Regions from separate parts of the Mus musculus genome. Here regions 1 and 3 are each linked to region 2. Evidence: chromatin loops called from intact Hi-C (ENCODE). Cell type or tissue: heart. All regions are shown on one strand. Links, peaks and the distances in the headings refer to the core of each region. The heading gives the core; the rest is flanking DNA.

Region 1 (8,312 bases), core at 1,221-6,220, 53 kb after region 2:
TTATGATGAACCAGCTGGAACAGAGTAGTCTGTAGTTTCTTTGTCTCATGAGTAACTTCATGTAAGACACAACTACTGCCGGAGGGAAGTGCGGCATGAGGCACAGCCCGTGGTCCCACATCACAAGACACTCTTGCATCTCCTTGGTGGAGGAGTGGTTCCTGGGTGGGATACCATTTTGCATGGGATGGCTTACCCATGAATGTGACTGATAGCTCCTCTAATGGTGCAGCTGCTGGGTTCCTGCAGAGAGGGAAGGCAGACCCTCACCTTGAATAACTATAACTTCCACAAGAGAACGTCAATACAAAGAATTCCTAAGTATGACAGGACACTTGGGGTAGAGGGTTGAGGAGGAGTATGCAAATCCTTGAAGCGTATGAAAAGAATAGCCAGCCGTGCGGGAGGGCTTAGGTGAAGCCTTCCCCTATCCGACACACTCAGGTCTAATAGAGTGGTCACCACTGTGATTCCATGCAAGGCAGAGAAGTAACTGTGTTGTACTACTGCTCATAGAACTTTCTAGAATTCCATTGTAGTGTGCTAAGGACAACTGAATGTGCACAATGTCTCAGCAGAGGACTCTGCTACGCTACCCTACGGAGGTGCACGCACAGCAATCTTGGTACTGTCGGCTCTGTGGAAGTCTCTTGCCCCTCTGCACTGAGAAGCCAACCCACCTCCTCTTACATCTGCAGTTCTCAACCTGTGGATCAGGACCATCAAAAAACACATATTTCTGATGGTCTTAGAACGCCTCCCCCAACCATGGGTTTATTTTCACTGCTACATTGTAGCTATAATTTTGCTACTGAGCCATATTGAGAAACACTGTCCTATAGATTCTCTCTGTCTCTCCCATTAGTGACTTTGTACAGCCTTGTGTCTGTGGGAATCAGGCTAGCAGGCTCAGTTTCAAGTCTTTCTATTGCTCTGCCCATTATAGTTCTAGGCTGTGCCTGACTGTTCTGTGGCTGATGACTTGGAGCGGGTGGATAAGAATTACTGTGGGAGAACACTTTGTTGCCATTGTTCTTTGTTATCCCAAATGATCTGGTGTTGTTGGCCACTATTCAGGGATCTATGTGCACTCTACCCCAGGTTGTTTTATGTCCACAGCTACCACATGGCTCTATCCTGTACTGTGAAACAGCTACTACCATTAGGGTGCGCCTTTAAGAGCTCTGTCGTGGGATTAAATGCAGAACACCGGTTTGTCTAAGCAGCTCCCTCTTGGGATCCAAACTATGGCTGCAACGCTTCAACGTGAGGTTTAGAATCTTCTTTCCAGTTTTTCTTCTGCACTCATTGTTGACCAGGTCTAAACCAACCACAGTCCAGAGCTAGGTCTAACTAGGCGTGCCAGCTGGGAATCTAGCTTGATGGCAGATTGCCTTTTGTCTTATGGGCAAAACTCTACTGTTGTATGGTAGCCAAGGTGCTTTGTATGTACTTGGCAGCCCTTGAGCACCATCTCCTGAATGAGCACATGCCTGTGCACTGTCCCCACCTTCTGAGTACTGAAGCTGTCAGTCTCTTGGTTGAATCCCTGGAGGTGGGGAGTGACTCCTCATTCCTTGGTCTAACTGGGTTCTGCCACCTCTTTCAACCTGCAGCCTCCAAACTTGCCTTTCGTGAGGTTGTCAATTTACTAATATGAAACACCTTGAGTCCCTCCTGATTGAAAACGTGATGAGATTTCCAACAATAACCTCTCTGCCATCCTTGGCATCTGTCCATTGATCACATTTGCTCCTTTCTGTCCACCTTTACTTTTCTGTGCATCCCGCAGAACTCTATGCAGATTCCCATTTTTCCATAAATTAAACAGTCTATAGAGTCCACTGATGTTCCAGCTTCCCAGATCCTATCGTAACTTGCTGTTGTAAGACTCAGACAATGGAGGGATTTGGCAAGCAGACCAAGTTCATAAATCTGCTAATCTAGCTGAAATAGCCAAGCTCTAGGTTCAGTGAAAGACCTTGTTTAGGTTCAGCTAAAAAACAAAGCAAAACAAAACTGGAAACAACAGAGGATGATCGTTCAAATAAAAATCTAGTTGTCACATGCACAACTAAAAAACGCCAGCTGCGCGCACACGGTGAGGGGAGTGCGGAGCAAGAAGTGGAGAGACGATTGTTTAAGAATTCTGGCAGAGTACCACGGTCCCTTTTGTTCCCTCAGGCACTTTAACTGCGGATCAGGAACTCACCGGAGCTTCTGCATTCACGTGGAGCATATTAATTTACACAAGCCAAACAGGTCTGGCTTTTCTAGAACTCCCTTTGTATACCAAACTGTCATCAAACGCAAGAGATCCAACTACCTCTGCCATGAGTAACGAAACAAACGACTCACAGATCTTAAAACTGAAGAGAGGAGAGAACGGGCAGGCCTACAGAACCTAGGTAGCAGCAGCCATCCTCCAGACAGGATGTTTCAGAGTCAATACCATGAGCCACAATTTCCAAGCTTTCTTGCCCAATGCCGGACTTCCTCCAAGCTATGGGACAATCAAAGAGGAGTAAGGGTGACTGAGCTGGGGGAACCCAACAACCCAGCTGTTGTGAGGACCACCGTGATCTACATGCCCAGAGAGCTGCCTGTGCCTGACCATGTGGGAGATGTGACTGGAACCTATGCCTCCTCTCCACTGGCAAGGGCCTGAGTATCAATGGTGACTCTACATTACTGTTTTCTCTACCACCTTTGTGGTATTTTCACAAAGAATACCACTCGCCACGGCCCACAACTGGGCCTCTATTTTAAACTGATACTTTGAACCTTAGCCCCATGCATATGCAAGCAGTACCCTCCCGTGCCACCTATGGTGGGATTAACTGAAGTGCACAAAAACGACTACCACCCAGTTGGCTAACAAACATGCTGTAATGTCTATTGTTTAACCAGTGTTATTCCCCAGAGGGGGTGCACCGTTCCTGGAGGTACTGCAATACCAGGTCGATGCGTGGAGTGGACGGAGCAAGCTCCTATTCCAACTCCTAGTTCCAAAAATCCATTTAATATATTGTCCTCAGATAGAGGGCGTATCAGATATTAAACTGATAAGAACAGATACTACACTTGATCTTAGCCAAAAGGCCGAGAAGCGATACCTAGCACACACCATGCAGCCGTGCTCTGCGTCCGCGAGACACATTAACTTCGTGGTGACCGCTCGCAACCCTCACTTCCTGCCTTCCCCGCAGCTCCTTCCTTCTCCCGTCCGCGTCTTGCATCCTGCATGCGTCACTCCCACTCCAGCACCCACAGCTTCAGCTACAACGTCCACGACCCCAGCTCTCCCGGCGTTCCGGAGCGCGCACGCCGAGTATAATTTGCATGCCCCGCCCCCTCGTGGAGGGTGTGGCGGCCGAGACTGGAGCCTCTTCCCTGGTGCTTCTGCAAGGAGCACACATGGGCTCCCGGACACTTCCGGTTTATTCTCCCACTCCACTGAGAACAAGAGCGCTAGAGGAGGGTTTGCAGCCGGCTGTACCTGAGAAGTACAGTACAGGGATGGTGGTCAAAGGGCCGACCTACTTGTCTAGTTCGCATTATCCGGAAGACGAGCTTTTAAAGTTGACGTTTATGTCACTTATGTCAGTATTTGGGGTGGGGGGGCGGGGTGTCCCAAGATGCACAAGTGGTTTATTCCAAGCCAACTCCCAAATACCAGACCTGACAACAAACTTGCGTGAGCTCTGGAAGGTTATGGTTTCCCCCTGTAAAGTCACTGCACAGCCCCTTTAAATGTCCGGGGAGTGGAAGGGTTCCTGCAAGCTGAATGACTTGAGTTCCATTCCTGACCTACCCAGCTGGTAGAAGGAGAGGATTGAGTCCTACCACTTGTTCTCTGGTCCCCATATGCTCTGTCTGGCGCGCGCGCGCGCGCACACACACACACACACACACACACACACACACACACAATTTGAATTTGAAAATTTAGAGAAAAGAAAGCAGGGAGCCAATCGGCACTGCTTATAATTTCAGCAGTTGGGAAATGTATACAATTTCAGGTTTCAACAGCCTCAGCCATGAAGCTAGCTTGCTAGATTTTCTTTTCTTCTTCTTCCTTTTTTTTTTTTTTAATCTGAAAAGAGGGTCTGGAGAGCTGGCTCAGCTGGTAAGACTTCTAACTGCTCTGGAAGGAACAAGTTCAATTCTCAGCCCTCACATCGGGAGACTTGGAGACCTGCAGGCATCAGGACCCAGAAACACAGGTACATACACACAATTAAAAGTTAAAAAAAACAATCTGAAAGAGGTTTTAGTGTAGATTGAACTAGACAAAAAGGTGGGGAACAGCGAGTTTCATTGTGTGGAAGGGAGATTTCCGGGACAATCTCCTTTGCAGCCTCAAGACTGTGAATTTATGAACATCAATATGAACTAAGCAGTATCCCCAGAGCTCCTTGGAACTATACCACCAATCAAAGAAAACACATGGTGGAACTTGTGGCTCTAGCTGCATATGTAGCAGAGGATGGTCTAGTCAGTCATCAATGGGAAGAGAGGCCCTTGGTCCTGTGAAGGCTTGATGGCCCAGTGTAGGGGAATGCCAGGATCAGGAAGGGGGGGCCTAGTGGGGGGGGGGTTTAGGGGATTTTCGGAGGGGAAACTAGGAAAGGGGATAACATTTGAAATGTAAATAAAGAAAATATCTAAAAAGATAAAAATAAAAATAAAAAAACTGAAAAAAAAAAAAAGACTGAGAATTTATTACCTCGGGCCTGATAATGAGAATCAAATACCTATCTATGCAGGACTCATATAAAAATGCTAAGTCAGGCAAGGCAGTGGTGGCACACACCTTTAATCCCAACACTTGGGAGGCAGAGGCAGGCAGACTTCTGAGTTTGAGGCCAGCCTGGTCTACAGAGTGAGTTCCAGGACAGCCAGGTACACAGAGAAACCCTGTTTTGAAAAAACAAACAAACAAACAAACAAACAAGCTAAGTCAGCCATCAGCCCGATGGCTATCAAGAGACACCTATGAAACAAAACATACATAGCCCTTAGTTTCAATTCATTCTTTCTTTGAGACAGAGTTTCTCTCTATAGTTCTGTCTGTCCTAGAACCTTGCCCTGTAGACCAGGTTGGCCCAAATTCAGGGATCTACCTGTGAGCACCACCACACCAAGCTCTAAACAGCACAGCCTTTCTAATTTATAAAGTGTTTATAAATGTGTGCCAATGAAGCCGCTCATCCCTAGACCTGAAGTCCTCTGGGGCGCAGATGTAAGCTTTTTTTTTTTTTTAAAGATTTATTTATTATATGTAAGTACACTGTAGCTGTCTTCAGACACACCAGAAGAGGGAGTCAGTTCTTGTTACAGATGGTTGTGAGCCACCATGTGGTTGCTGGGATTTGAACTCTGGACCTTTGGAAGAGCAGTCGGGTGCTCTTACCCACTGAGCCACCTCGCCAGCTTTTTTTTTAATTTTATTTAGTTATTTAATGTATATGAGTACACTGTATGGTTGTGAGCCATAATATGGTTGCTGGGAATTGAACTCTGGCCCAAAGACTTATTTATTATATGTACACTGTAGCTGTCTTCAGATACACCAGAAGAGGGCATCAGATCTCATTTCGGATGGTTATGAGCCACCATGTGGTTGCTGGGATTTGAACTCGGGACTTTTGGAAAAGCAGTCAGTGCTCTTAACCGCTGAGCCATCCCTCCAGCCCCAAGTAGGCTCCATTTTATCCAAGCTGACCAACCTGCTCTCTAAGCAACAGTAGTTATCCAAAACATAATGCCTGTTCAATAGAAAGAACAAATGAATTTGATTGGTTGGATAAAAACACTTACATTCAATGTCAACCAACAATGAGGGAACCCTGGGGAAAGCCTCGGACCCACACTCTCCTCCCCAGAGTGTAGGATGACAGTCATGCTTCCACATTTGGTTTTTTCCTGTTAAGAGGTTTTATCTTGGTGCAAGTTTTCTACTATTTATAACTCATGTCATCTTGCAACCCACTAATATTCACTGAGTTTAGTTGAATGAGGAAGAGGTACAGGTTGTGATGTTTTGAATATGCTTGGTCCATGGGAAGTGCATTATTAAGAGGTATGGCATTATCAGAGGAGGTGTGGCCTTGTTAGAGGGAGTGAGTCACTGTGGGGGTGGGCTTTCAGGGCCTGTGCTTAAGCTCTGCCCAGAACAGAAGAGAGTCCCTTCCTAGCTGCCTGTGGAAGAGAATCTTTTCCTGGCTGCCTCTGGATGGACATGTAGAACTCTCAGCTCCTCTAGCACCATGCCTGCCTGGATGCTGCCATACTTTCTGCCATGACAATAACGGAATGAACCTCAGGACCAGTAAGCCAGCCCCAATCAAATGCTGTCCTTTATAAAGAGTTGCCTTGGTCATGATATCTCTTTACAGCAATGAATCTCTAACTAAAACACAGGTTTATGCTTATTTTTTGTCAGCTCTGAGGGGCCCTTGAGGAGCATAGAATCCTGGTATTGTGGGAGGGCTGGCCTTGCAGAGGTGAGAAGGGAAGAGAGCCTAGATGTAAACTCTCATGCAATCGTCGATGGTCTTTTGTATCGGGAAACGGTTACGGCAGGAGGGTTGTAACAGTGCCGTTCATTATGAGGGCACAATAAAATGGGAATGTTGTTGGACACAGCAGTAGAGTTAACTATGGATTTATAGTTAACGATGACAATAGACACAAACATAGACTAGATGGGGCAAAAGCAAGAAAGGACACGCTGCAGGATTCAAAAGGAGAAGTGCCTCCAGGCACAGGTTGGGGGGGGTCTTTGTGCCCCTAATCTTTTAAAAGATTTTTTAAAATTTTATTTTATATGTATGAGTGTGTTGCTTGCATATATGTCTGTTTACACATGATCATCTCATTAGATGCCTTTGACAAAATCCAACACCCCTTCAGGATAAAAGTCTTGGAGAGGGCTGGTGAGATGGCTCAGTGGTTAAGAGCACTGACTGCTTTTCCAAAGGTCATGAGTTCAAATCCCAGCAACCACATGGTGGCTCACAACTATCTGTAACGAGAGCTCTTCTGGCGTGTCTGAAGATAGCTACAGTGTACTTACATATAATAAATAAATCTTTAAAAAAAAAAGTCTTGAAGAGATCAAGGATACAAGACATATGGGTATACAATACAACACAATAAAGACAATATACAACAAGCCAATAGCCTACATCAATTAAATGGAAAGAAACTCTAAGTTATTCCACTAAAATCAGGACAAGGCTGTCCTTCTCTCTATATCTATTCAATAAAGGACTTGAGTTCTAGCTAGAGCAATAAGACAACTAAAGAGAAAAAGGATACAAATTGGAAAGAAAGGAGTCCAAGTATTACTATTTACAGATGATATTATAGCATACATATGTGAGCTCAAAAATTCTACTAGTGAACTCCTACAGCTGAGAAATACCTTCAGTTCAGTGAAGTCCTGGATACTAGATTAACTCAAAAAATAAAATAAAATCAGTAGTCCTCCTATACACAATATGAAATATCTTATGGCAACTCTAACCTAGTAAATGAAAAACCTATATGATAAAAACTTTAAGTCTTTGAAGAAGGAAATTGAAGAAGATACCAGAAGACAGAAAAATCTTCCATGCTCAGGGATCAGTAAGATTAACAGTAAAAATGTCCATTTATACCAAAAGCAATCTATAGATTCAGTGCAATCCCCATCAAAATCCCAACATAGAGCTGGAGAGATGGCTCAGTGCAGAGCATGGTGGCTCACAACCATCTGTAACAGGATCTGATGCCCTCTTCGGGTACGCAGGAATACATATAGGCAGAACACTATATACACAGTAAATAAATAGGTATTTTTAAAAAAAATTCCAACACCATTCTTTACAGACTTTGAAGGAATAATAGTCAACTCCATATGGAAAACAGAACAAAACCAAACCCCAGTCTAGCTAAAACAGTCCTGAACCATTAAAGAACTTCTGGAGGTAGCACCATCCCTGATCTCAAGCTGTATTATGAACTGTAGTATAAAAACCACATGGGGGCCTGGCGATGGTGGCGCAAGCCTTTAATCCCAGCACTTGGGAGGCAGAGAGAGGCGAATTTCTGAGTTCGAGGCCAGCCTGGCCTACAGAGTGAGTTCCAGGACAGCCAGGGGAACACAGAGAAACCCTGTCTCGAAAATTTTAAAAAAACAAAAACAAAAAACAAAAAAAAACAACACATGATGTGGGCATAAAAACAGACATCTTGAACAACTGAATTAAGTTGAAGACCCAGGTGTAAATCCCCACACTTCACAGACACCTGAATTTTGATAA
Region 2 (8,112 bases), core at 1-5,000:
TAAACTATAGATTGAGTCACCAAGATGATACGGCTTTAACAGTCTATCCTCACAAACATTTTATGTTGTTAAAACACTATAATGTATTCAAGAAAGAAAATGAAGGGTCTTTTGGTGGGGAAAAAATAACCAAAAACCTAGGTTAGTAATCCAGAGACCTGGGTCTAGTCCTATCTCCTCTAATTAGCTCTGACCCCTAGGCAATGTCACTTAACCTCACTGTTAGTTCAGTCAGGCAGTAAGATGTTGGGCTTGATGAGGTCTAAAGCTGTTTGCAGAATTAACAGTCCTGATCCTACCAGTCTCATCCGTGCTTTTGTGCTGACCAGACAGAATGTGAGCTGTTCTGGGCATCATCTTAGGCGACAAAGACTGAAAAGTGACCAGTTAAGACGGTCATCATCTGACTCTAGAGGTGTTTGGAAAACTTGGACCAGCTCCTATAGTGGGGGATGAGCCCCCAATTTTGACGTTTTTGCAACACTCAAAGGAAATACTAGTTTCCCTTAGTTCATAAAGAATGGAATCACATGACACTCTGAAATTTAACAGGTTTCAGAAACAACAACAACCTATCTTGGGATGAACATTAATAAACTACAGAATACCTTTGAGAGGAATTCAAATTACATCCCACAGTGATTCCTTCAGCATAAAAATCTTTTTTTTTTTTAAATGTAGGCATCACAAAATATGCTGGCTGTGTTCCTTTAATAGGCGGCCACAAATCTACTTTTAAAGTAGCAAACACTAAAAGACTGGGAGTCTTTTGTCAAGAATTAGAGATTCAGAGTAAGGCATCAAAGAGTTTGACAGTGTAAATTCTGGTCTGGAAGAATGGTTTATGATAATTTAAAGTCTTTGGAAGCAGTAAGAAAACCAGGGAAGACAAACTGGGAGGGTACTGCAGCTCTTCATTACCACACTGAAGCAATACAACCTGCTAGAATTTTATCAAGTACATCTGCCACAGTAAGTCCTTCACGGGAGCTACAAAGTTCTCAGCAACTGAAGGCAGAGGAACAAAGGAAGCGAGCAACATCATTATGGGTTCATAATTTCATCAAATTCCCAAATGGGGGTGGAGGAAAACAGAGCTCCGTTATTGAACCCCTATCTTGTTTGTATTAAACGAATGAATGGATCCTTGCCATTGCATCTCTCTCTAGTGATCAAAAACAACCTCTCTAAAGTTTACAGTAATTTCCATTATTAATCTAGGATTCTAAGATCATAGATTCTTAGAAATTGAGCATTCTGTTTTGCTTTTCTTTCAGAGCTCCGAATGAATTCCCATTCACATGTTACCACTCATGGAAAGGGTGACCACGTTCTAATCACTTCAGTTCTTCATGTCTTGCTTGGTTCTCCTACTGACAAGCTAAGGGTAATAATGGTCGTCTCACGGTTTGGTGTGAAGATTTAATTAAATAGGAATAAAGGGCTTAGTTGTGCCTCACACAGTAAGCTTTCAATAAATTCGAGATTTTTAAATTATTATGAAGGTCATAATATTACGTAATATTACACCTTGAGTTATTTCATTCACAGAATCACAAAACCCCTCTGAAGTTTTACGAGCCTGGCATGTAGGGGATCTATCCTCGATAACTTACAAAGATTTTTAGAACCCAGGTTCGGAAGCAATAAAGGACGTCTGTGTTAGCAGGTGGCGTGGATAGAAAGTAAACTGAAGCAACGAGGGAGGAGGGAAGGGTGAGAGGCTGGAGAAGCAGGAGGGAGGATTTCGGAAGCGTGAAGGTGCACAAGACTCAAATGCAGAACTCCGAACCCCAAGTCTTTCGTTTTGAGCATCCATCCTTCAGTGCTGACTCAGCTGCGATTCCCACAGCTTCCACCCTCTAGAGATCCCCGGCTTAGGAAAGGCAAAAGGCCCTGCTCTCGGTACCTTATTACCGGACCACGCCATGCTGGTCCTCAGGTGATTTGATTACTTTTTCCGGGCGGAAACCTAGAGTGTCGCAACTCAGTTCCGGGCAACCCACAGATCCAGACGTCCCGCGTGCAAGGCGGGGAAGCCATGGGCTCTGAGCATGCGCAGAATTCTCTCCCTGCCTCCTTAGGCAAGGCTTTGTTCTCTGAGCCGCTAAAAGCCAGTCAGTACTGGGCTGGAGAAATGGCTCTGCCGTCTAAGACATTTGTCATCAAGCCTGACGAGCCCATTCAAGCTCCAGGCACCCATATTGTGGAGAAAAAGAACCAATTCCACAAGTTGCCCTCTGATCTCCACGTGTCCCACACATCACAATAAGTAAATAAATAAATTTAAAATAACAAGTTTAATAGTAAAAAAGTAAATAGGGGGTTAAAGGGAAAGGGTCCCAGGTTAGGAATGTGTACTGTTTTCGCAAGGGTATTTCAAAGCCCAGCACCTACATCAGCCTTCCGCGGATCTGACGCCCTCTTCTGGCCTCCACTCAATGCACATACCCACATGCAGCCGCGTGCATACATGATTTTTAAAACTAAAAAAAAAATAATAATTGCTATTACTCAATTGATAATAATCCCTTTCGCTAGCAATTTGTATTGGCACTCTGGAGTTAAAAGTCCCCTGTGTAAGATGAATCCACGAAGTCACTTAACTCCTCTAAAGGCCTTCTAAATATGATACTAAAAAAAAAAAAACCATGAACACGATGACCTTAGATCAACGTCCAAAGAGAAGAGTGAGAGTTCACCGAGTTAAAAGAAAAAGATGGCTCACAACCATCTGTAATGGGATCTGATGCCCTCTTCTGGTGTGTCTGAAGACAGCTACAGTGTACTCACATATATTAAATAAATAAATAAATCTTTAAAAAGGAAGAAAAAGTAGGAAAGGCATTCAACTCTACAGACAAAGTGGTTAAAACACCTTAGCCTCTGGGAAGAATTTCCTACTACCCTGGCGTGTCTGTGGCTGGGAAAGATGCCCTTTTCTAGAGATGGAGGCTGTCAATTCCCGTGAGTGTTCACCACTCATTTGCAAGGAAATTGCCCTGCAGTTCTTCCCTTCTGATAACCCTTGCACAGAAACTGCCTGTTTTCTATACAAAAATGACTCACAAGCTGCAGGTGGTTGGACAAAAGGTCCAGAGACCTGGAAAATGTCTGCAAACCTCTGTTCAATGTGGGAAACGTTCAATCAGATTCTCTTTTGTTGAAAATGGTCCCAAGAAAACAGGCACTAAAATTGATATGATTTGGAGAATTTTTGAAGAAGCCTTCAGGGAATGAAGGTTTAAAAATCGAAGCTGATAGGGTTCGAGAGATGGCTCAACAGTTAAATACATTCGCTGCTCTTGAACAGGACTGGGGTTCAGTTCACATATTACAGCTCACGGCCATCAGTAACTCCTGTTCCAGAGGATCCCATACCCTCTTCTGGGTTCTGAGGACACCAGGCACCCATGTGATACACAAACCTACATACGGGCAAAACACTCATACACAGAAAATAAACAAATAAAAATTTTAAAATAAACACAGTGGTGTCTAGACAGACACTTCGCACCCAGAGGACTCTTCCATGCTTTTATTCAGACTAGAGAATTTTTTGAAACTGAAACGTTATTTCTAGTTATAGTTTTACTATGGTTCATCTTTAGAGTTACTAGGGCTTTACCACAGAGAATGTTTGCAAGCTGTGTCATAGTTCCATCTCGGATAGAGTCTCTCTTTTCTCTTCCTCTCTCCCTCTTCTCTTTTTCCCCCTCTCTCCCCTCCTCCTTCTCTCTCCCTCCCTCCATCCCTTCTGTTTCTTTTACTCCCTCGTTTCTACAGACACACACACACACACACACACACACACACACTTCCAATACAAGTCTGTTTCCTAGGAAAAATAAAAAGAGGTTCTAGTAGCTGTCCTTGTTTGCATCTACACAATCTTTATGGAAGTCTCAAGAACCACCCACTTCTAAGCAGTTAGAAGACCATGGTCCTGAAAATGCATGGAGTTTAAGCATTGCTTGCTCTAAAAAAAAGCTTCCTTTAATCCAGGGGGAAAGAACAAACATGATTAATGCAGCAGAGTTCCTGGCTACTATCCGAAGGAACTCTAGAGAACCAAAGTATGGCAAACACGGCTCTGGCAGGCCTTGCCCTTCTCTCTCATCTCCTCTACCTTACTAAAAGTCATTAGATTGTATTCCTAAAGCTAGCCCTCAGAGTCTAGTCCTTATTTGCCCACTTCCTCCTCCTGAGGCACACCTAGCAAAGTGTTTAAGTCCAGCAATCAAAAGCCCCCTTTGGCTCACCTAATCAACATGACCAATTAAAAATCACCTTGTTCTAAGCCAGGCATGGTGACGCACACCTTTAATCCCAGAACTTGGAGGCAGAGGCAGGCAGATCTCTGAGTTAGAGGCCAGCCTGGTCTACAGAGTGAGTTCCAGGACAGCCAGGGCTACACAGAGAAACCCTGTCTCGTAAGACCAGAAAAAAAAGAAAGAGAAAAATCACCTTGTTCTAACATGGGGTCTCCCTTTTTACCTTTATAAGCTGTCATTTTCCTATGTGCCATGGCTGTCTATCCAGAGTCAGTCCTTTATCCCCATAAATACCCCTCCTCCCTCTCCATTGTTCCCTTCCTCTTCTCCCTCTTCCTCTGCCTCCTGTCTTTGTCTCTTAGTCCCTGCCCTCTGTCCCTCTGGGGCAAATAAATCTCCTTTGTGCTGAGAACTTGGTCTTGGAGGTCCTAAGCAGATACTTTCCCTTACAATAATTTTGTGGGGTTTGCCTTCATAATCCTTTGGTTAACAATAGCTGGGGCCTTACCTAGAGAACTCTCTCTGGGCTGGTCCTGACCAGGCTCTTTTTAGTAAAAAGCCTCTAATTTACTAAAACCAAACCTTGATTCATACTGATGAATCTCTGAAAGAGCCCAAACCTGCAACAAAGTTAAGAGTTCTTTTAAAAAGTAAGACCTATCATTCTGAATTTTGTGAACCATGTGTTTCCCTCAGGATGATGAATAAAGTAGAAAAAAGTTACTTCAAAATGTAAATTAAATTGCTGGAATATTTAAAGTTGGCATCAACTAAATGGGTTAAACAGCAGTTTCCTTTGAGATCCAAACATCTCATCCGGCAAAGAAGTTCCTTAAGACAGAAAGTAAACAACTCAAAATAGCTTCAGGAAGTCCCTGAAACTGACCAGATTAACTAGGCCCCTCACTCCCAAAAGTAAACAATAGAGACTACTGAGCATCATGCTCAGAGAAAACAAGCTGCCTGCAAGAAGTGCACATCAACTGAGCTGCTTGGTAAGGACACTCTCCAACCTGTGGAACTGTCTGCGGGGTGTGGCTGCCTGCAAGAAGTGCACATCAACTGAGCTGCTTGGTAAGGACACTCTCCAACCTGTGGAACTGTCTGCAGGCTGTGCAGTGTATCCAGATTTCACTGCTTTGTGAGCTGTTACCCATGCTGAGGTGGGGCTTTGGTGACACAGCTCCATTTCTGCTCCTGTAAGTAGTCTCTTACCCATATCCCTGTAAGTAGCCCCAATAAAACTAGTTGGTTTGCCAAGTTGGACTTTGGTGGTACCCATACTTGAATCTGTCGTGGGTTCTGTTGGACTTTGGTAGTCAGTTTCAGAAGGAGGAAGTAGTCAAGTAAGAAAATGGATGTTGGTGGCAAGCTTTAGGGATGTAATCTAGGGGTTTTTTGCAAGGAAGAAGGAATGGGGAAAGGGCAAGGCCTACCAGAGCCCTGTTTGTCACACTCAGGCCAGCTAGGGCCCCTTCACTACCTAAGAGATAACTCGATGAGCATTAGAACAAAGATATGCAACCTTCTGCTCCAAGCAGACAGTTGTAGCATTGTATGGACAATTTGGTAACATCATTAAAATCCTAACCATAACCGTATTGCTATGATGCCACGTTCAGCTCTTTTTATCAAGTATTATCTTTTAAAGTCCATGTTTTATAAAGCCTCAAGTAAGTAAGTAAGTAAGTAAATTGAGGTGAGGCAAAGAATCCTTATGTTGCCCATTAATCTTTTCAATACTATAAACTAAAACCCTATGTGGGCATCCCAGGGTGGCGAAATAAAGCTCTCAAAGAAGGATGTGAAAGAATGGTTCAGCAATGAAGGGCATTTCCAGGAGAGCCTGGGTTTGGTTCCCAGCACCTGCACAGTAGCACATAACCACCCGCAACTACAGTTCCAGGAGCCCTAATCCCTCCTCAGAATCAGCCATGCATGTGATACATTTACATACATGTAGCAATACTCATACCCTTAAAAGATTTTTAAAGATCTTACATCCACAGGACTGCCAACAGACTCACCTTTTCTGCTGAAAACCATAGCATTCAGAGCTATTTTTGAGAGCCCCCAAAATAAAAGAAGCAAATGCTAATCAGAGTTTATTATCTTTATTTTCATTTATATTATTCATATCTCTGGAAATGCACCAGGAAGCACCACAGCTATCCTCAAAAATACTGGACACATTTTCTTTTCCTTTTGATCAAACTAATAACAGGATTTTTTTTTTAATTCTCTGAAAGTGGAGTTCAGCACCATACATTAAATAAATGTCCCTGGCTGGTTTTGGGGGAGCTTGATCAACCCCTCTGGTTTGTTGAGTGCTTCAGAGCACTTCTTTCTGAGACACACACATCAAAAATAATAATAATGATAATAATAATGATAATAATAATAATAATATCGCTCCTTTTATGAACCCAAACCCCAAACCCACTGACCTCTTGGGACTCAGCATTTTGAAATCAGGACACTCTTAAAAATGAAGCTGTTATTTCTCCAGTCCAGAATCTTTTCATCTGGATTAATCTGTTACATCACTCCTAACCCTGTCAGAGAAGCTTCATGCTAGAAAGGTCTGAGCAAATGAATAAGGCTCCTAGGTTTGGTGAAACCACAGGCAAACTGTGGTTTGAATTTTGAGCTACTGATCCCTGCTGGGTTAGCGTTTGGAAGATTTACTCTCTCTCTCTCAATCTCTCTCTCTTCTCCATCTTTATAGATTAAATACTGTTAATCCCTGTTCCCCTTCCTTTCCAGGAAGAATTGTGCTGTGGCTGTGTGACCATATGCTCCTATCTAATGGGTCTTTCCAAAGAACCCTGAAACCACTTGACAAAAGGTTAAGTTGCCAAGTACACGAGATGCTACTGTCTAAGGCATATGCATAGTATATGTAACTCAGATCTATGTATAAACTCTCCATCTAAGACTAGGGCCAAAATAATTATATAAATAAACAAATAAAGCTGCATTTGTAATTTGGAATTCTGGATGTATCTAAATACCTGTTCTAAGATATCGATTTGTACTTGACTACCCAATAGCCACTATCCCCCTTTTCTCAAATTCACATAACCCCAGTATTCATCTAAGAATATAATTGCCCAGATGAAAGACTACATTTCCCAGCATCCTTTGATTGTGGGGTCATGTGACTATAGTATGGCCAATGAGAGATAATAAATATTGAGGGGGGAGGCTTTTAAAGCCTCCTTAAATAGGCTGAGTGTGCTCTCCTTTCCATCTCTGTTGCTATGACAGTTAAGAGTTGTAGTCAATATTTAAAAACTGAGGAGCACCAAGGGCCACATTCTGCCATCCAGTGAACCCCAGAAAACTTCATAGGTCTTGGGATGATCTGCCTCCTGACATCTGCATAAAAAGGAAGTATATTTCTCTCTTGTTTGGCTCACTAATATTTGTGGCTTTAGTTATGTGCAGTTCTATCTAAATACAGTGATGCACAGTCTTTAATAGCCTAACTCCCTAAATGTGTCACTCCATCCCCATCTATTATCTTGGCGGATCTGGTCACCCCTGAGCCTCTTTATCCTTTCTGTCACATTTAGGCACACACTCCCCTGGGTCATAGGCACCAATAACATCTTCAGGCCCCTGAAGGAATTTATGATGTATCTTCATGTAGCACATAAACAGTCATTATAGGGCAAAGAGTCAAGACGCATTTGTATTTCAGATGCACGGCTTTGGCACAAGTCGCTTTTCTATTTTCCGTCATCTTGGAATAATGAAGATGATGAGTTACGCCAGTGTGGGCTAGGCTGTCCCAGGAATGTAGAGGGCATTAGATAGTTTAAGGAAAGAACTA
Region 3 (8,312 bases), core at 1,431-6,430, 70 kb after region 2:
TCCTTGTACCCCTCCCATACCCATTTCTTGAGAAATCATTTTAGAATAGACATTGTTTAGATCTGGAAATCCCCTACTCCCCCCTTCCTTTCCCCCTGAGGGCCTATAAAAACTGGGACCCCTTTCCCCTCGACGTCGACTCCTCTAACCCTGCGTGGGATACGAGTCGTCCCTAGAGCTTTGGCTTTCCCTGAATAAAGCCTCATGTGGTTTGCATCAAGCTTGGTCTCTTGTGAGTTCTTGAGGGTCCGCTATTATCCCGAGACTTGAGTGAGGGTCTCCCTTTGGGGGTCTTTCATGTGTTTCACTCATCCTAGACAATTCCCTCCAAATCCTCAACACTGCTTTACTCCATAAAACCTATCCTTAGCAGTGACGTCATCCGTGCTTTCCAACACTATAGGTGACTTCTGTCATCCTAGGCCAGCCAATCCTGACTCCCACAGATACTATGCTTACCCCAATCAATCTCCCTAGACAATTTGGGTGCTACCTTTGAGTAAACAGTACTCATCTTTAAGAAAGAAGCCAGATGTACTTTGTAAAGAATTTCAATGTAACATGTGTTAATTTTTTGTACACTTGAGACTGAGTTAACTGTTATCAGAAAACCTTTTCTTTCTATCCTTCAAATTGTGCTGTGTTTCAATGTAGCTAAAATAAACCAACTGGTGTCAGACTCTGGAAGTTTGAACCGGAGATAGCAATTAAGTTGAACTGAACCAAATTTCACTCTTCCCTTACCCAGACCATTTCCCTGCAGGCTGAACAGATCATTTTCCCTACAGAAGACTCCCACCAACACACACCCACACACCCACACACACACATACACACACATACACACACACAACACACAACACACACACACACACACACACTCACAAACCCACCCACATACATACACACACACACACACACATACACACACACACACAACACACACACACGCACATACATACATACATACACACACATACACACACACACACACACACCACACACACACACACATGCACGCACACATACACACACACAGTGTGCATTTTCTCTGAGGATGAATAGTTTGTCATCTTTGCATTCCATAAGATCACTAAATTGATCCCACAGATGTGAGAAAGACCGCCGACCCAAATCGTGGCCAAATTAAAGCAAACCATTAAATGTTTTTTAAAAATTCATGTACTCAGACTGTATCTCCCTCAAGTTGAGGCTCAAATCAGCTTTTGACTGGGGAAGATAAGGTTTTTATTGATCAGAGATAAGGGATTTGCAATTGGCTGAAAATGGCAGGCAAATAACTTCTGTGGAGTTACAGAAGCAGAAGAAAAGCATAAGTTGGTCATAACAGCCTCTGCGAAACAAAGACATGCTGCAAGGTGCCCATAACAAGGTGGTCATAACAACAGAATTTATTTATGGGCGGGTGAAATGGCTCAGCAGGTAAGGGCACTGACTGATTTTCCTAAGATCCTGAGTTCAAATCCCAGCAACCACATGGGTTCACATCCATCTGTACAGCTACAGTGTACTCATATACACAAAATAAATAAATTACATAAATAAATAAATAAATATTTTTTAAAAGAATTTATTTTTTTTTAAGATTTATGTATTTATTATATGTAAGTACACTGTAGCTGTCTTCAGACACTCCAGAAGAGGGCGTCAGATCTTGTTACAGATGGCTGTGAGCCACCATGTTGTTGCTGGGATTTGAACTCTGGACCTTCAGAAGAGCAGTCGGGTGCTCTTACCCACTGAGCCATCTCACCAGCCCCAAAAGAATTTATATATGTATGTGAGGACACTGTAGCTGTCTTCAGACACACCAGAAGAGGGCATCGGATCCCATCACAGATGGTTGTGAGTCACCATGTGTTTGCTGGGAATTGAACTCAGGACCTCTGGAAGAGCAGTCAGTGCTCTTAACTGCTGAGTCACCTCTCCAGCCCCCATAATGGCCTCTTGAAACAAAGGCATGATTGCCATTTTCTGGACCAGGCAGTATAGAACCGTTTGTAATAAAGGTTGCAGGTGGGGCATAGCCCAATCCTGGAGTAACAAATTTAATGTTTCATAGAAATGAACATAGAGCTGGGCATGGTGGCGTGCGCCTTTAATCCCAGCACTCGGGAGACAGAGGCAGGCAGATTTCTGAGTTCAAGGCCAGCCTGGTCTATAGAGTGAGTTCCAGGAAAGCCAGGGCTATAGAGAAACCCTGTCTCGAAAAACCAAAAAAAAAAAGGAAAGAAAAGAACGTAGTTTGTCATTAATATGGCTTTCCAGGTTAAGATGGAGGCAGGCTGGTTTATCAATAATGTGATCATGAACATTTGATAAAATGAATACTTATGGAGGTCACAGTTGTCTGTGTAAGGTTCTGTTGAAAGTCTACATACCATACAACATTGTTCCCAGCACGACTTGAACACACAGAGAGCTGTGGGGGCTCATTTATCTGTGACAGGAGAGTTTATATAGAGTATTTTTGGATGAGCAGTGCAGTTAAACATGGTGTAGAAAAAGTGTAGGAGATCTGGCCTGTCTTTTACCATCCCAGGGTCATGACAGAGGATTTTCCTTAGGGGACCATCACTCTCTTGCTTAGTCCAAGATCTCACCCTTTCCTGTCTCCTGTCTTCCCCTTCTCTTGAGCACTGCATAAGACTTGTTCCACCTATAAAGCCCGATTCCCTCCATCAGCACAAGACCATTACTTCTGTTGTGTGCCGACAAGGCTCAAGCCCGGGCCTGTTTGTTGTACGGCTGTGAAGAAGTTATTCTCTGGATTAGAGAGAAAGCTGTGCAAGACAGAGCTACTGTAAGCATGAAAGTGGCACTAACTCAGCCCGGGGCGAAAGCAGAGTGGATCGCAGGTGTGCACCACTACCCTTATTCCCTGGTCCGAATCAACCAGCCACCAGGGCCATGGCACATTCAGGCAATTGTGGGCTTTACAGCTGAGGGAGGGAACACTTGTTAGGAAACAGGAAGGACCTGGAAATAAAAGACACGACCAAAACAACCACAGACTAAAAAGCCCCTTAGGTTTAGACGACTCTGGTTTTCTTCTTGCCTGTACTGCAAGTATTTGCTTGCTTATGGGGTCCTTCCAGACTGTATCTCTACGTCCTAATTTTTAATATCCATTTTAATACAAATGCTAGAAATACCTTACCATGAGAGGTATCCTGCTCTGCTCATAGCTGTTTCCTCTTAGTTCCCAAGTTTCCAGCCTGCAAAGAAACAGGCGCCCGTGTGTGCGTGTACGTACATACACACACACACACACACACACAGAGGCATTTAAAAATGTAATTTTTAATGACACTGGCTTCCTCCCTCAATTCTCATTATTAATCTCAGATACAATCGAGTGAATAGTGAAGACTTTTTTTTTTTAAGTGGCCCTTTAAGTAGCACAGTCCTCTAATGTCTAATTTTAGTTATGTAAATATCCAAAACCAGAGAAAAAGCTGTAACAGAAAGCACCGGCTAGGCATTACTTCTCTGACAGTGCAAAGAAATGTAACTTGTTAGATTGCATTTCATAGCAACTTAGCCTGAAGATGCAGCAACAAAAAGGGAAACAACCAGACTTCTGTACAACATGAAGTTTTGCTTCAACACATGAATCACCAAAAAAGCAACCACATATACACATTACCCAAATCCATTTACGTAAAAAAAAAAAAAAAAAAAAAAGATGAAAACCTTAGAGTCTTCCCACCTAATCACAATTATTGACCAGTGTCTGAAAAGGTAAAGAAGCGAGCTGCTCTGCCTAAAAAGTCGGGTAGTGGAAATATGAAGCCTGAATAATAACGGTAAAAGTAAAGCAATAAAGAATCAACAAGACCCGGGTAACTAAAAGGTAGAAAAAGAGAGAAAAAGTAACTGCAGCACATACATAAGAGTTATAGTATGTTCCAAATGTCTTATATTTAACCAATATTATTCCCCAGAGGGGGTGCACCGTTCCTGGAGGTACTGCAATACCAGGTCGATGCGTGGAGTGGACGGAGCAAGCTCCTATTCCAACTCCTAGTTCCAAAAATCCATTTAATATATTGTCCTCGGATAGAGGACGTATCAGATATTAAACTGATAAGAACAGATACTACACTTGATCTTAGCCAAAAGGCCGAGAAGCGATACCCAGCACACACCATGCAGCCGTGCTCTGCGTCCGCGAGACACATTAACTTCGTGGTGACCGCTCGCAACCCTCACTTCCTGCCTTCCCCGCGGCTCCTTCCTCCTCCCGTGCGCGTCTTGCATCCTCCACGCCTCACTCCCACTCCAGCACCCACAGCTTCAGCTACAACGTCCACGACCCCGGCTCTCCCGGCGTTCTCGAGCGCGCACGCCGAGTATGATTTGCATGCCCCGCCACCACTGCACTGAAACTCCTCTGCCTGCCTGCGCGCGGGTTTTAGAACCGCTGAGAACGCTCCTGCTACGGCCTCCAAGGAAAAAGGATACGGCATTGTGGTGGGAGATGCTCCAGGGGAGACGCAGTGGCGCATGGTGGCAGAAAAGAGCACACCCACTGTTCCTAGTTTGCGCTTACGTGAGCTGACAGACGAGCTTCTCCGGCCCGCGGAGAGACAGCTTCCAAGTCGAGAGGGCGGTGCAGGGATGGGGAATCTGGCGGAGGCGGAGCGATTCTGTCCCACCGGGCACTGCGGCTGCGCGTTTCCCCCTCAACTCCTGAAACTTCTTGACTCTCTGTGCTCTCCCCTCCCTCACCTGTTCACTTAAGTGACCGAACCGAGTGGGTGTCTCCATCTCCTGCGCCTGCCCAAATTAGATATAGTCCCGGGTATTTTACCTAGTCTTGCTAGTAGCCATGGGGCAGGGTTCGGGGGAAATGCTGTATCTATAGCATCCTTGGATATTCTCAAAGGATGCTGGAAAAATTGCTGAGTGGTTAGGAGCACTAAAAATGCTCTTGCAGGATCAGTAACCATCTTTACATGATGCCTCACAACTGTTAGTTGCAGGGTATTCAAAACCGTCCTGAGTGCCCGAGTTTCATTCCCAGCAAACCACATGGCGGCTCAAATTTATCTGTAATGGGATCTGATTCTCTTCTGACAAACATGGAAAACAGAGCACTTATACACATAAAATAAATTTTAAAATCTTTTTTTTTTAAGCCACTAACATAACAGTGTCTCTATATAGGCATTTCTTTGGAAATTTTGTTGATTATGTTTTACTCTCAACTTGCAAAAAACTTCCAGGAAGAAAACCTTCGTGTTCTTCCCAAGTCCCCCATAATCACTCCACCAGGTTTTCTTCTTTACAGGAGTTCCTCTGTGTAGCCATGGTTGTCTTAGAATTCGCTCTGTAGACCAGGCTGGCCTCCAGCTCACAAAGATCTGTTTCTGCACCCTGAGTGTGGGGACGCGACGGCCAGACCTAACCTGGAGCACTGTGTTTTTGTTGGCCTGGCAATGAACTGCTCTCTCCTAGCCAGAATGCGCGAACCTGAGTAATAACTTATACAGTTTCCTTGTGATGACTAAAGAGACAAGATGGAGCCAGGCATCCCATAAGGGCCATTGACTTTTTGCTCAGGAGTGCCTGGGAGATCCTAGTGGCCTGCGGGTAGCATGAGAAGGAAGGATTGTAGGTATTAACAGCTGCCTTTGCTGTGGTACAGCCTGCTTATCGCTATGGGAACGGGATGCAATGGTTTCCTACTATATATGGGGGGAAGAAACAACTGAGGGAGGCAAAACAATTTTCCCACTCATCTGTGAGTCCATGGATAGCTGTAACACACCTTTCTGATGTCCGACTTTAAAACCCCACCTTAACACCCCCGCTCCACCCCGACCCTGCCGGTTGGCTCTAAGGCTGCCCATCCTTCTGCTGGCAGTAAGAATAAATTCATTTCATCGACATTTGAATTGTCTGAATCTTTGGTCTTACACAGTGGGTTCAAGCATCATAGTACAAGTGCTGGGATTAAAAGCATGCTCCCCTATCCCGTGAAGAGTTAGTCAGGAGTTTTCTTGGAGGGGTGCAGAAAGAAGGCAGATGGGGTTTCCCAGCTTGGGCAGGGGCAAGTGTGGTTTCCAGTTTTAACAGTCTTGTTACTTCTGAATATAAAATCATTCTTTTTCACAGAAAAAAAAGATATTATAGTTTTTGCTTTCCAGAGTGAGGAGGGGTGGGGTGGGGATTGAATCTGGAGCTTTGCCATGCTAGGGAACTGGTACCCCTAGCAAGTCACACCCCTGACACTTCTTTCACACATAGTCCAGTCAGTCACCATTTTCTTCCAAGGCTTGTGAATTTTGATACAAGAGTCCCAACCTAGGATTCCATACTTCTCCCTGGACCCCTGAATCTGGCTTCTCCATTAATGTGTCCAGGCCTTTTCTCCCTCAAAGGCAAAGGACCTATGGTTGCCAAACCTACAAAACTTTCCTGGTTCTCATATCTTGACACAGTGAAGTGGGCCAGACCTCAAAATGGGCTCCAGATCTCAGGAAGAGCAATAAAAACTGTCCTGGCAAAGTTCACAGTCATTTTTGTCAATGGTAGTAATGTGTAGGCATATGCTGTGGGGAGGACTGGAAGGGAGGGCTTCTGAGGACAAAGGGACTGGAACTATCTGTCCTGGAACTCACTCTGACCTTGAATTTAGAGATCCACATGCCTCTGCCTCTCTGCCTCTCTGCCTCTCTGCCTCTCTGCCTCTCTGCCTCTCTGCCTCACTGCCTCTCTGCCTCTCTGCCTCACTGCCTCTCTGCCTCTCTGCCTCTCTGCCTCTCTGCCTCTCTGCCTCTGCCTCACTGCCTCTCTGCCTCTCTGCCTCTCTGCCTCTGCCTCACTGCCTCTCTGCCTCTCTGCCTCTCTGCCTCTCTGCCTCTCTGCCTCTCTGCCTCTCTGCCTCTCTGCCTCTCTGCCTCTGCCTCACTGCCTCACTGCCTCTCTGCCTCTCTGCCTCTCTGCCTCTCTCTGCCTCACTGCCTCTCTGCCTCTCTGCCTCTCTCTGCCTCACTGCCTCTCTGCCTCTCTGCCTCTGCCTCTGCCTCTCTGCCTCTCTGCCTCTGCCCCTCTTTGACTCTCTGCCTCTCTGCCTCTCTGCCTCTGTGCCTCTGCCTCACTGCCTCTCTGCCTCTCTGCCTCTGCCTCTCTCTGCCTCTGCCTCACTGCCTCTCTGCCTCTCTCTGCCTCTAGCTCTGCCTCACTGCCTCTCTGCCTCTCTGCCTCTCTCTGCCTCACTGCCTCTCTGCCTCTCTCTGCCTCACTGCCTCTCTGCCTCTCTCTGCCTCACTGCCTCTCTGCCTCTGCCTCACTGCCTCTCTGCCTCTCTGCCTCTCTCTGCCTCACTGCCTCTCTGCCTCTCTGCCTCTCTCTGCCTCTCTGCCTCTCTGCCTCTGCCTCTGCCTCTCTGCCTCTGCCTCTCTGCCTCTGCCCCTCTTTGACTCTCTGCCTCTCTGCCTCTGCCTCTCTGCCTCTGCCCCTCTTTGACTCACTGCCTCTCTGCCTCTCTGCCTCTGCCCCTCTTTGACTCTCTGCCTCTCTGCCTCTCTGCCTCTGTGCCTCTGCCTCGCTGCCTCTGTGCCTCTGCCTCTCTGCCTCTCTGCCTCTCTGCCTCTCTGCCTCTCTGCCTCTCTCTCTGCCTCTGCAGTGGTAGAATTAAAGGAATGCTACCCCTTCCTACTGACCAGTCATGTCCACTCTTCCATGAAAGCCTCCCTGGGCTCCCAGCTCCTGTGCAAACGGGAGGCAGACATCAGCTCCCACTCGGATCTCCTGCAGATCCCACAGTATGGCTATAGCGGAGTTCTTTGTTGCCTTCCCACTCTTTCTGTTTCAATGCTTCCTGGACCTATTAGACCCCAGCAAATGCATGGGTAATGTGCTGAAAGTAGGTTTCTTGACCGGTGAGAATGTTCAGTGGATACTGACACTTGCTGTACAAATCCAACGCCTGAGTTCTATCCATTGAGTCCCTGTAAAGGCTCCGGGAGAGAACTCCACACAACTCCACACTGCTCTGACCTCCACATGTGTGCATTGGCACATGTGTTCTCCCTCTATCACATACACACACACAATAACAATAAAGTAAAGAGAGGGACTGGTTGGGAGTGGTGGCACACGCCTTTAATCCCGCACTTGGGAGGCAGAGGCAGGCCTGGTCTACAGAGTGAGTTCCAGGATAGCCAGGGCTATACAGAGAGACACTGTCTCAAAAAAACCAAAAAGAAAGAGAGAGAGAGAGAGAGAGAGAGAGAGAGAGAGAGAGAGGGGGGGGGGACCTGGTGCCCTCTGCTGGTTTC

The links. A loop is a pair of places that touch in the nucleus more often than their neighbours do. Peaks named below come from ENCODE experiments on the same cell type or tissue, not always from the same donor. Only the 100,000 strongest peaks of a DNase experiment are listed, where the experiment ranks them.
Region 1: a loop joins it to region 2, with 2.3 times the contacts of the local background. A loop is called at or near these places in 3 of 42 quality-filtered maps.
Region 3: it touches region 2 in a loop (2.5-fold over the local background); 5 of 42 quality-filtered maps call a loop at or near these places.

What each region holds. Positions count from the first base shown.
Region 1 is chr1:72,249,810-72,258,121 of GRCm38, reverse strand. All of the region lies in intron 1 of D230017M19Rik (RIKEN cDNA D230017M19 gene), which reads right to left. Gm25939 (a small nuclear RNA gene) reads right to left here and starts at 3,114; the gene lies at 2,924-3,114. In heart, for the core only: no CTCF peak of the experiment used is centred there; DNase peaks (open chromatin) are centred at 1,511, 2,931 and 3,341; H3K4me3 peaks cover 2,005 bases; H3K27ac peaks cover 1,854 bases.
Region 2 is chr1:72,301,365-72,309,476 of GRCm38, reverse strand. It overlaps Xrcc5 (X-ray repair complementing defective repair in Chinese hamster cells 5), which reads right to left and starts at 2,056. Exons shown (of 21, transcript NM_009533.2): 1 at 1,910-2,056. The coding sequence starts at 1,930. It overlaps Tmem169 (transmembrane protein 169), which reads right to left. Exons shown (of 3, transcript NM_175564.4): 3 at 6,482-8,112. In heart, for the core only: a CTCF peak has its summit at 2,433 (motif pointing left); a DNase peak (open chromatin) is centred at 1,986; H3K4me3 peaks cover 1,529 bases; H3K27ac peaks cover 1,754 bases.
Region 3 is chr1:72,232,793-72,241,104 of GRCm38, reverse strand. It overlaps Gm23472 (a small nuclear RNA gene), which reads right to left and starts at 4,159; the gene lies at 3,969-4,159. In heart, for the core only: a CTCF peak has its summit at 4,544; DNase peaks (open chromatin) are centred at 3,994 and 4,624; H3K4me3 peaks cover 1,208 bases; H3K27ac peaks cover 721 bases; H3K27me3 peaks cover 1,149 bases.